Linked DNA regions of Homo sapiens: all the other regions are linked to region 3. The links are chromatin contacts, found by Hi-C or POLR2A ChIA-PET in ENCODE. All regions are on one chromosome and are shown on one strand. Each heading gives the region's core, a stretch centred on a gene start or an enhancer-like site at or near the end of the contact. The rest is flanking DNA. Distances are from core to core; before and after follow the strand shown. Region 1 holds the start of LINC00426 (long intergenic non-protein coding RNA 426). Region 2 holds the start of USPL1 (ubiquitin specific peptidase like 1). Region 3 holds the start of PAN3 (poly(A) specific ribonuclease subunit PAN3).

Region 1 (3,322 bases), core at 354-2,853, 2.2 Mb before region 3:
GCTTCAAACGCTCTTCAGGCGCAGTGTGCGTTCAGCTGTGTCAGCTAATGGTGAGTACCCGGACAACCATTCTGTTTCACATTCAGTACAGTATTCAATAAATCACATGAGATACTCAACACTGTATTATAACATAGATAGGCCTGTGTTACATTATGTTGCCCACTGTAAGCTAATGTAAGTGTTCTGAGCACGTTTAAGGGAGGCGAGGCTGAGCTCTGATATTCGATAGGTTAGGTGTATTCAAAGCATTTTAGACTTTCAATATTTTCAATTTACAATGGCTTTTATAGGGATGTCACTCCACCGTAGGTCGAGGAGAATATGTAGTCAAGTTGCCTGGTCATGAGCACATTTTAGGTCAAGGTGTGTTTTACGCAGCTTCTAGGGTTTGCTCCTTCCTTTTGAGTTTGAGCCTGGGGGTGTGGGTTGAGGATAAAGAGTAGGTGTGGGCCAGGAGTGGTGGCTCACATCTGTAATCCCAGCACTTTGGGAGGCCGAGGTGGGAGGATCTCCTGAGCCCAGGGGTTCGAGATCAGTCTGGGGAAGGGACGAGACCTTGTCTCTACAAAATTAAAATAAAAATAAATAAATTAGCCAGGCCTGGTGGTGCATGCCTGTAGTCCCAGCTACTCAGGAGACTGAAGCAGGAGGATCACTTGAGCCCAGGACTTTGAGGCTGCAGTGAGCTATGATCACGCCACTGCACTCCAGCATGAGCAATAGAGTGAGACCCTGTCTGTATTGAGAGAGAGAGAGAGAGAGAGAGAGAGAGAGAGAGAGAGAGAGAGAGACACACACAGAGAGACAGACAGAGAGAGAACAAAGAGCAGGTGTGATCGGAGCTCAGGAAATCCTCCCTCTGGTAAGTAGTCTCAGCCTTCTATTGAGGCTGCCACCACAGTGCCATCCACAGCTTTTGCAGACCATGACATACGCAAACTGTTGTAAAATTTTGGCAGTGCTCATAGTCTCAGAGCCAAGCTTTGAAACAGAGAGGCAGCAGGAGACAGTGGGAGGAGGGTGGGATTAGAGACAGAAGGTCTCCGGGTTTGAATCTTTTCTCTCTATTGGCTGGTTGTGTGACTCTTGTCTCAGCTTCTTGGGCTGTACAAAGAGAAAACTAACACCTGCCTTAGAGACTTGTGATGATTTAATGTAGAGTGTGTGACATGTTATTGGATATTAGCAATTGCTGATATTTATAATGAAGAGCACTGGAAGCTGTCACAGTTCTCATAGTTTATTTTGCATTTGCTCCTCAGCATCCTCTGCTCATCTCAGTGTCTGTGTGGTCTTAGTGGGATGCTGACTATATTAATACTTGTAAACTTTACTCATTTTCCATCTCAAATGGGACAAGGGATAAAAATTATTTTTTATATTGTATATTTATTTAGTAAGTGAGCACTTTCCATTTTAGGCACTGGAGACACAGAAATGAAAGAGACAACGTGCCCTCAAGGATCTCACAGTGTGTGGTGAGGTGGACACACACACACATATCTAAGCACATGACAGTGAGAGGCACGTGGTCACGAGGTTGTGACGTGGAGCTGAGAGCTCAGAGGAAGGGCTTTGGATCAAGTGTGGTCAGACCACACTCGGCCATGAAAGTCTTTGAAGGTGGGGAAGGGGTGAAGATGGTGAGGGGATTCCACGGCTGGGAGAGGTACACTCCCTACACGTTCTAACCAACTGGCCGTGGGGAGGAAGCTGGAGGTCAGGACACAGGTAGGGCCTGGGTTTTTGCCTCATGTGACTGGGTGGATGGTCACAATTCGGCCATGCTGTCTTTGAACTCAACACCACCAAAATCATAGGATATTCCTAGTAATGTTGATTTCCACTAGATTACTTTTGTTACCAGAGTTTTAAGGGCAGAAGTCTTTGTCCCTTTTTTTCTCTAACAGGAAGCCATTCTGGGCCATTTATTTGCCGTTAACTTACACAGCCCACTGGAGAGTGGAGGGGTGTGAATGTGGGAGCCTGGGTGAGGGCTGCACCGGACTGTCACCAGGACAGTCCTCAATGCTGCCTGACTTAGCCACATTGCCAAAAACATACACCCATAGGTTATGAAATATTCAATACTGTATTGTATGGGAGAAATACAAAGAGGAGAAAGAACTGGGTTGAAAAGGTGGTCTGGTCAGGTATCTCAACCCACTGGCTTATAGACCAGGAACCACTCTAGACAATGCATGTAAGGAACAGAAATGGGAAACAAAAACATTTAAATTGTATTTTTCTCTGATTGCAATAAACTTGGAGGAAAGCTATTTTCTTACTTTGAGCTTTTCTTCCAATTATGATGAATGCAGAGATTAATTACAAAGGACCCGGATAAACTAAAACTCATCTACAGCATTTTTTTTTTTTTTGAGATGGAATCTCGCTCTGTTGCCCCGGCTGGAGTGCAGTGGCGCGATCTCGGCTCACTGCAAGCTCCGCCTCCCGGGTTCACGCCATTCTCCTGCCTCAGCCTCCTGAGTAGCTGGGACAACAGGCACCTGCCACCACGCCCAGCTAATCTTTTTTGTATTTTTAGTAGAGACGGGGTTTCACCTTGTTAGCCAGGATGGTCTCCATCTCCTGACCTCGTGATCTGCCTGCCTTGACCTCCCAAAGTGCTGGGATTACAGGCGTGAGCCACCGCGCCCGGCCTCTACAGCATATTTTAAAAGGCAAAAAGGTATTTTAAAATTCATGTTGGAAGACGTGGGCTCTAGCTGGGGCTGAGACAGATGATTCAACTATATTTTTTATTTTACTGCGCACTGAGGGTTGAAGCTGAAGAGCATGCATGCTTACCATTGTGTGTGCACATGTGTGTATGTGTGTCTTACACCAAAGACTGAAATCTCAAAAAAGCCCCAGGGAGCAGGTGTAACTATTATGCTACAAATGAACAGGTGTATTGTGGATCGCTGTTATATAGTTCTTTTCTTCAAACATACCTTCCTGATATAACGTTTTCTTCCTGAAAGCAAACAGTTTCTACTATTGGATTCTTGAGTGTATCATTAAGCTTCTCCAAACACAAATAACATCTACTATGCTTTAAAAGTAATGGCCCACACAGCTACTTATTTGTGTGACTGTTTATCTGTTTATACCTTTGCCTGTTTTTATCTTCAAGCAAATGGGGGATCTCAGAAGTCTTAATGAAGTAACTATCCCTGAACACTGGGATCAATACTCAGCATCCAGCTGTCAAATCAACACCAAGGTATGTACCGGGGAAAGGAAGGTTTTAGGTGAACTCCTAGCTGCATGTCTGGTTAACCTGCAACCACACAAAGCAGCTGGGGTAAAGGTG
Region 2 (3,319 bases), core at 352-2,851, 2.5 Mb before region 3:
TTGAATAAACTGTTTTTGATGAAAATTTCCATCTACCTGAGGGAACCTAGAAAACTTTTTCAAATCAAACGGTTTTCTCTTTGTCTCTCTCAATTATAAAATATAAAGAGTCTCCAAATCTGCTCTCCTGATTCCATCACCCAACATTTCAGCGGGAAAAACCAGATAGGTTGGTGGTTGAAATCCCGAATATATAGAATCCCCCAAAAGAAAATTCATTTAATACCAGAGGTTTATTTGTCCATATGAGGGACATAAAAAAAATACCAGAGGTGGGCTCCCCAGTTCTTCTTCCAAATACAATTCACTTTGACTTACATACAAAATCCCGGGGGGGATTTTACAACTTAATTTGACCCTAAGTAACTGCTCTTCCTCCCTTCAAAAACAATCTGCTCCTCCTTCCCATATCTCACTTAAATGTGGGCGTCTCCATCCTTCCAAACACACAGACTAGAAAGTCTTGAGTTGTTCCCTATTCTTTATTTCCCTCTTCGCACAGTAAGTCACCAAATTCTGTGGACAGTTCTTTGGAAAGGTCTCAAATCTCTACCTCTTTCCCTTCCATATCACTGTCAAAATGATGCCTCTACAAGTCTGAGCCTGTCAATGCTTAGTTTAAAATTCTCTATTTACTCTAGCCTGATTACAGCAAACTCCGTCCAAACAGCCCAATATAACCTAAAGGTAGTATTATGACCTAAAGCTCATTGTACTGTGAAACCAACCTAGCTTTCCAGTTCTGTCTTCCTCAACTCTACTTCACCCCCAGCATCTTTCTTCTAACATCCCCTTTTCATACTTCTGTGAACCACTTATACTCCAGAAGCCTTAATGTGAATTATTAGCCCAGCATGAACCCAGTTAGATAGCACAATGAACGTGTCAAGGTGGCCCTGGGAATCGCAAAAAGTATTCAATTAAACTTAATTCACACTCCTGTGTGCAAAATGGAGAAACCCAGGGAAACAGCTGTTCGAAGAGGGGGCCTTAAACCCACCCATTTGAGCTCGCCCTCCGAGAGCGAGTAGGCTCGGCACGTGAACTGTCAAAAGCGAGGCCACAACCGACCTGGAAGCCGAGGAACAGGGTCAGCTTTCTGCACCCAGCCCTGTCAGGTACCAAACCCAACTGTCTTGAATCAGAGACGAACAGGACCAAAGGAGGTGAGTTTCAACACCCAAACTAAGAAGCCGAAGGAGGCGCAGGGTCCGTTAACCCTGCCCATCTCCACGCTCCTTGGAAAACGAAAACAAACTCTGGTTTCTCTTCAGCGTTCACCTCTCTGCGCCCAAACGGATCTGTAAGTCCAACTCTATACCTTAATCATCAACCTTTCCCACTTGAACCCCGTCCCAGCCCAGCCCATCCTTTCAGCGCGCCGACTACCCCATAGGTCATCCCAGCTCTGTCTCTTTTCCCAATTTCGAGAGCGGAAAGAAACCCCTCCCTCTTCTCCCTTACCTGCCGCGGGCACTCCCCTTCTTGGTACCGGGTCGATCGGAACTCCTGTTCCAGCTTGATCTCCACCCTAGTTGCAACGTTCAACCCACGTTCCCCTCGGACTGCTCCTCCCCCACTCGCGTCTCCACTAGGAAGGCGGCTTCCGGCTTGAGTCCGCGGCAAAAGAGTCCTCCTTCCTGCTGCACGCTGGGCCTGAAAGGACGGTGGCGTGGCGGGGAAGGTGAAGACGTGAGCACTTCCGGTCGCCCTCCGCAGAGGCGTGGCTGTCCGCCCTGTGGCCGCAGACGCAGTTGCGACTGCGGCGACGAGGAGGGGCGGGGCCGGTGGCTGCTGAGCCCGCCATGTGTGAGTGGCTGGGTTTGGGGAGGCGACGTTTCTGGAAGCTGCTGGAAAGCGCCCGAGTGGCGGAGGTGGCGCCAGCGGCCAGGGGGTGGGGCGTGATTAAAACTAGTGCGCGGCTTTCTGCGGAGGGATTACGCTGACGAAAGAGACCTGCTTGCGCGTCGCTGTTCCGTGGTCCGCGCGAGCGTGGTCGGGAGCCGCTGGTTCCTGGGGTGACCCGCGGAGGTGGGAGAGGGAAGGGCTTCCGAAGCCGGCGGGGGTGCCATGGACCCTCTCCGCCGGCGCGGCCTTCACAGCTGGGCCGCGCCGGGCATCCGTAGTCCGCTCTCCCAAAGCCTCGGTGGAGCTGAAGCTGCCACAGAGTGCATGTTCACAAAGGGTCATCACACACGGAGCTGCCCCTCCCTGTCTCCCTAGAGCCCATCTTCGAGGCCAGGGGCTTTTCTACCAGGATTCTGGGGTGTTTCTCCTCCTTTCCTCCCTCCCAGATCTTCTCACGGTAAGGGGAGCAGCGAAAGCGCAGGGACTTTGCATTCCACGACCCGTTCTGACTAGTCAACAGCCGATCTGTCCCTGCTGCTCTAATTCCAGCTGCCCTGCCTTGTTTTAACTTCAGAGAAAGGGGGAGTTCTCATTTGATAAGTTTAAGCCTTTGCTTTCGTAGGAAGGTCATGTGGCTTAAGGGACATCGTGACCGCGTATGCTATTTCTGCCTGTGCATTCTAAATCTTGGGGGCAGCATATTCCAGAAGTCCTTTTGGTCGATTGGTTCTGTGTCCTAGGATAACAATTTGTAGTTTCTGACCATTTCTTTACAGAAAAACCACAATTGGTATTTTGGACTGCGGGGTTTTTTAGTGGTCTCAAACTAAATGATTATATTCTGGAATAATGCTGACAATTTGGATAGGGTGGTGTGGAGGAAACAAGTCTCGTGTAGAAGAAATTATTTAGTAAAAAGGATTTTAGTTTTTGGTACTTCTGAATGCAAATGGCCAAGGAATCCAGCAGTTTGTTGGGGTTTCTCCAGACAAAAATAGGCTGGTTAGTTTGTTTACCTTTTTCTGTTGCTTTACTAGATTGTTAATGTATTTGTATATTTAAGATCTAGCTAGTTAGGTTTTTCTTTTTTATGAATTGTGATTAAAATTGGAGAAAGTAGTACTTCCTCCTGAAATAGACAAAACTCAGAGGGTTGTTTTCTTGTTCACCACTGCTACTTCCATTTTTAGAATGGAATACACTATTTGTAAAAAACAAACTTGCTGAGTATTAACTCATAAATTGAACAAAACAATTGGTTCAGTTAAAATGTAGCTAAAATTGTAAGACTGCAAAACAACATCACCAAACTGAATTGTATTTTTTAAAACGTTGTCTGCAAAGTTGAATTTTAGTCTTTCAGTGTAAATTTGGTATTTTTTCAGAAGAAAAATTAGTAACAGAAACAAAATGGAGGCGGGGCTTGAGTTGTAAAGAGAAAGGAAGGGATTTTAGTGTGTTCTGTGTTTTC
Region 3 (3,318 bases), core at 747-3,246:
CCCGGGGAAGATATTAAATAATCCTCATAGACCAATTAAATGCTAAAACTTCCTATCAGGTTCATTAACAGTGTTTAAGAAAAAGACAAAATGTTCTCATGTACAAATTGAACTGCCTATCAGATTATTTTAAGATCTAGTTCTCCAGAATTCCCAAGAAAGTAGGACTCCTATTTGGTTTAGAAACGCTCAATATACTAAGAAACAAAACAGGGACATCTGGCACCGGCTCTATTCGTAAAGGCAACATTCTCTAACAGATTACGCTCACATTCAATTGTAAACTCCACTAACAACTAACAAGCTTCAGGTCAATAGATAACAACACACTGAGAGGCTGAGGAGGACAGATCACTTGAGGCCAGCAGTTTGAGACCAGCCTGGCCAACACAACGAGACTACTATCTCAACTAAAACTACAAAAAATTATCTGGCCGTGGTGGCGCGCGCCTGTAGTCCCAGCTACTCCGTAGGCAGAGGCAACAGAATCGCTTGAACTCGGGAGGCGGAGGTTGCAGTGAGCTGAGATCGCGCAACTGCACTCCAGCCTGAGCGACAGGGCGAGACTCTCTCCAAAACAACAACAACAACAACAACAACAACACATGAAAAAGAAATATAAACAGCCTTAAGATGTCCCCACCCAAGTGCTCAGTCGCACATAAACGCAGGCTGCACATGACATGCATTCAAGACACAATGCTGAGTTTGCTTGATACAAAGCTATAGAAGACAGGATCCCAGCTGACACCAGCAAACTTATTCTAGCTTTCAGGGAAACTCAGATGAAATGCGTCTTTGTGAAATCCCTACTCTAAACTCTCGATTAAACCTGAGCACACTTTGAACGCGACAGTCCGCTCCCTCCTAATCCTTAGAAAGCATTTCCTGCCTGCAAAACCTTTCTCCCGCAAGCCTTCTACAAACTTTTTCCGTTCTTTCAACCTACTCCACGAAGCCTTAAGCCCGCCCCTCACCTCCCGCCCCCTACACACACACACACACACACACACACACACACACACAAACACACCCCTCCCCACTAGGGAACCTCAACACTCTGCAGACGCCACTCCACAAGGACACGCAAAACACATGTGCCTGCAAACCCAGCCCCTTTCCACACCCCCCGGAAACGACACCCCCTTTCTCACACTCCGCACGCCACAGCCCATCCCCCTTCCTCCCCGCCCCCCCTTCACATCACCCCAGTCCTCCCACCCACGTTCCCGGGAACCCAACCTCCCCGCGCTCTCCGACTTGCCGAAGGCAGTGGGGAGGGGAAGCAGGAAGAAGGAAGGAGGGCTCAGGCCCGGCCTAGGCCTCTCAGACCGCCTTGGGAGGTGAGGGGGGGAGCCCGCGGGCCGTGCTCAGCTCCCGTCGGCAGCAGGGCCTCATCCGGCCCAGGCCTGCCCTCCGCCGCCGCGGCCCGCCCCGCCCGAAAAACACTCACTTGCCAGCCGCGGTCCATCGAGTCCCCCGCTACTGCCTCCTCCGCCGGCTGCGGCTCCGGTCCCCGGGTCCCCCAGGTCCGGCTTCTTGGGCCCGGGGGGCGGCCCAGCTCCCCCGCCCGCGACGGCTCCCGGCGGAAAGCCGGCCACGGGTGCACCAGCCAGAGCCAGGGGGACGCTGTTGCTATGGAGGCCGAGGCCCGGGGCAGCCCCGGCGGCAGGGTCCTCATGCAGGAACTGACACTCCTCCCCGTAGAAGCAAGTCTTATCCTTAGCGTAGTAGCGGCAGTACTTCAGCTTCACTCCTACCGCCGCCCCGCCGGGGACACCCCCGACCCCCGGCGGGGCCACCACCGCCACCGCCGCCGCCAGCGAGGAGGAGGAAGGGGAGGCGGCGGCCGAGGGGGGCGGGAGGCCGCCGCCACTGTTCATGGCAACGCCGCAGCCTCGTCTTCCGCCGCCGCCCGAGGAGCCGCCGCCGCCACCACCATAGACGGGGGAGGAAAGGAAGACGCTGCCGGTGCCGGATAAAAGCCTGGGCGGGTGGGTCTGTCCCGCTGCGGGAGCCGGAGCCGCCCGGGGAGAAGGGGGAGGGGAGAGGGGAGGGAGGAGGGGGTAGAAGGAGGGAGGGTAGGGGGAGAGTTGGGATTCTCTCACTCACTCTCTCGTTCTCTTTTCTTAAAGGGGCCGCGCGGGACGACGGGGTGAGCGCGCGGGCCCAGACGGGGACTTCGAGGGCGCGGGCAGGGGAAGAGGGAGCGGCAGCGGCAAGCGGGTGGGGAAGGCGGAGGGGCCGGTTTATTTTTAAATTCTGCCTCCACTCGCTCTCTCGCGCTCTGGTTCCTCCGAGTTGTTTATTCCATTTTCCTCTTCCTGAGACGGCCGTCGCCGCTGCGCGTGCGCGCTGAGACGCGAGGGCTTATGGGTAGCGGGAGCGCTAGGGGAAGCCTGGCCGGCGTCGGGCCCCCGGGGGCATCCGCGAGCTATCGGCGGTTGGACCGGCGGCTCTCGGTGGGGTTCCGGACGCGGATCTGGCGCCGAATTCTCACGAGACCTGATACCTTCCTTATTTGTATATTCTCTTACTTAAAAAGCCAGATGTCTTTTTTTTTTTTTTCATTGAAAAGAGAAAATTGACAAGGTAAACGGTCGTTTGGAGGGGCCACCTGGGGACGCGGCCCGAGCCCTGGCTCTACCTGAAGAATATCTTCTATTTGCCACACTTCCTCTCCCCGTTTCCTTTCTTCGCCCCTCTCCTCTTTCCCCTTCCCCTCGAAGGTAATGAGAACTACTGGACCGATTACGCTAACCTCTTGGCCCTTTGTCAAAAAATGGAGCCAAAAAGGTTGATTTAGACAGACCCCCTGCTCAGTGCAGCACCTGTTATTCTCTGTATTTATATTACCAAGGGCCTTCGGTAAATTATGAAAAATAGGATGCCACCTGGGACAACACTGCTTAGACAGCACTGGAAGACCTTTATAAATATACTAGGTTGCTTTTCTCCAATCAGCCTAGCCTTGATTTGAAATTCATTTTTATTTTTTTTGAGACGGTGAAATTCATTTTTAAAAGATAGTTTTAACCTCAGCGATCTCTGATGTTTGCGCTAATACCCTTTTAAAGGCTTTCAGAAATTTTAAAGAATTGCTATGAAAGGAAAAGTAACATTCTAGTTTTTCTCTGTAAAAGAGGTTCACAAACGGCAGATCGCTGTTATGAAAAGGAGGGGTGGAAGTATTTAAGGAATTGTGGCAAACAAAGTCACAGAAGAATGGATATAAGCAAAAGTAGCACACTGAAAAAAATGGGGAAAAGTGGAGTCTAGATCACAAACTGGTAAGCTTGGTGATGTTCTCTAGCCAAA

What was found. Hi-C counts contacts between places; a loop is a spot of excess contacts on that map. ChIA-PET counts read pairs that join two places held with the same protein, here RNA polymerase II (POLR2A). Pooled maps may share reads with other maps.
Region 1: a loop to region 3 is called in a map with no recorded cell type, with 17 times the contacts of the local background. The contact joins the promoter of LINC00426 here to the promoter of PAN3 in region 3. A Hi-C loop is called at or near these places in 1 of 37 single-sample maps with no recorded cell type and 5 of 50 pooled maps. POLR2A ChIA-PET finds 5 or more read pairs at or near these places in 1 of 52 experiments (GM12878).
Region 2: a loop to region 3 is called in a map of CD8-positive, alpha-beta T cell, with 23 times the contacts of the local background. The contact joins the promoter of USPL1 here to the promoter of PAN3 in region 3. A Hi-C loop is called at or near these places in 4 of 168 maps with a recorded cell type or tissue (CD4-positive, alpha-beta memory T cell, CD8-positive, alpha-beta T cell, ascending aorta and 1 more), 1 of 37 single-sample maps with no recorded cell type and 14 of 50 pooled maps. POLR2A ChIA-PET finds 5 or more read pairs at or near these places in 1 of 52 experiments (CD4-positive, alpha-beta T cell).

Annotation. Positions count from the first base shown.
Region 1 is chr13:30,372,195-30,375,516 of GRCh38, reverse strand. It overlaps LINC00426 (long intergenic non-protein coding RNA 426), which reads left to right and starts at 1,603. Exons shown (of 5, transcript NR_024464.2): 1 at 1,603-1,734; 2 at 3,143-3,232.
Region 2 is chr13:30,616,202-30,619,520 of GRCh38, reverse strand. USPL1 (ubiquitin specific peptidase like 1) reads right to left here and starts at 1,601. Exons shown (of 9, transcript NM_005800.5): 1 at 1,465-1,601. It also overlaps a transcript of HMGB1 not described here. RefSeq lists enhancers at 1,524-1,573, 1,594-1,923, 1,974-2,113, 2,134-2,203.
Region 3 is chr13:28,137,223-28,140,540 of GRCh38, reverse strand. PAN3 (poly(A) specific ribonuclease subunit PAN3) reads right to left here and starts at 1,996. Exons shown (of 19, transcript NM_175854.8): 1 at 1,454-1,996. The coding sequence starts at 1,883. PAN3-AS1 (PAN3 antisense RNA 1) reads left to right here and starts at 1,367. Exons shown (of 2, transcript NR_029383.1): 1 at 1,367-1,994; 2 at 2,136-3,318. RefSeq lists an enhancer at 955-1,249 and silencers at 1,332-1,731, 1,772-1,851, 2,042-2,151.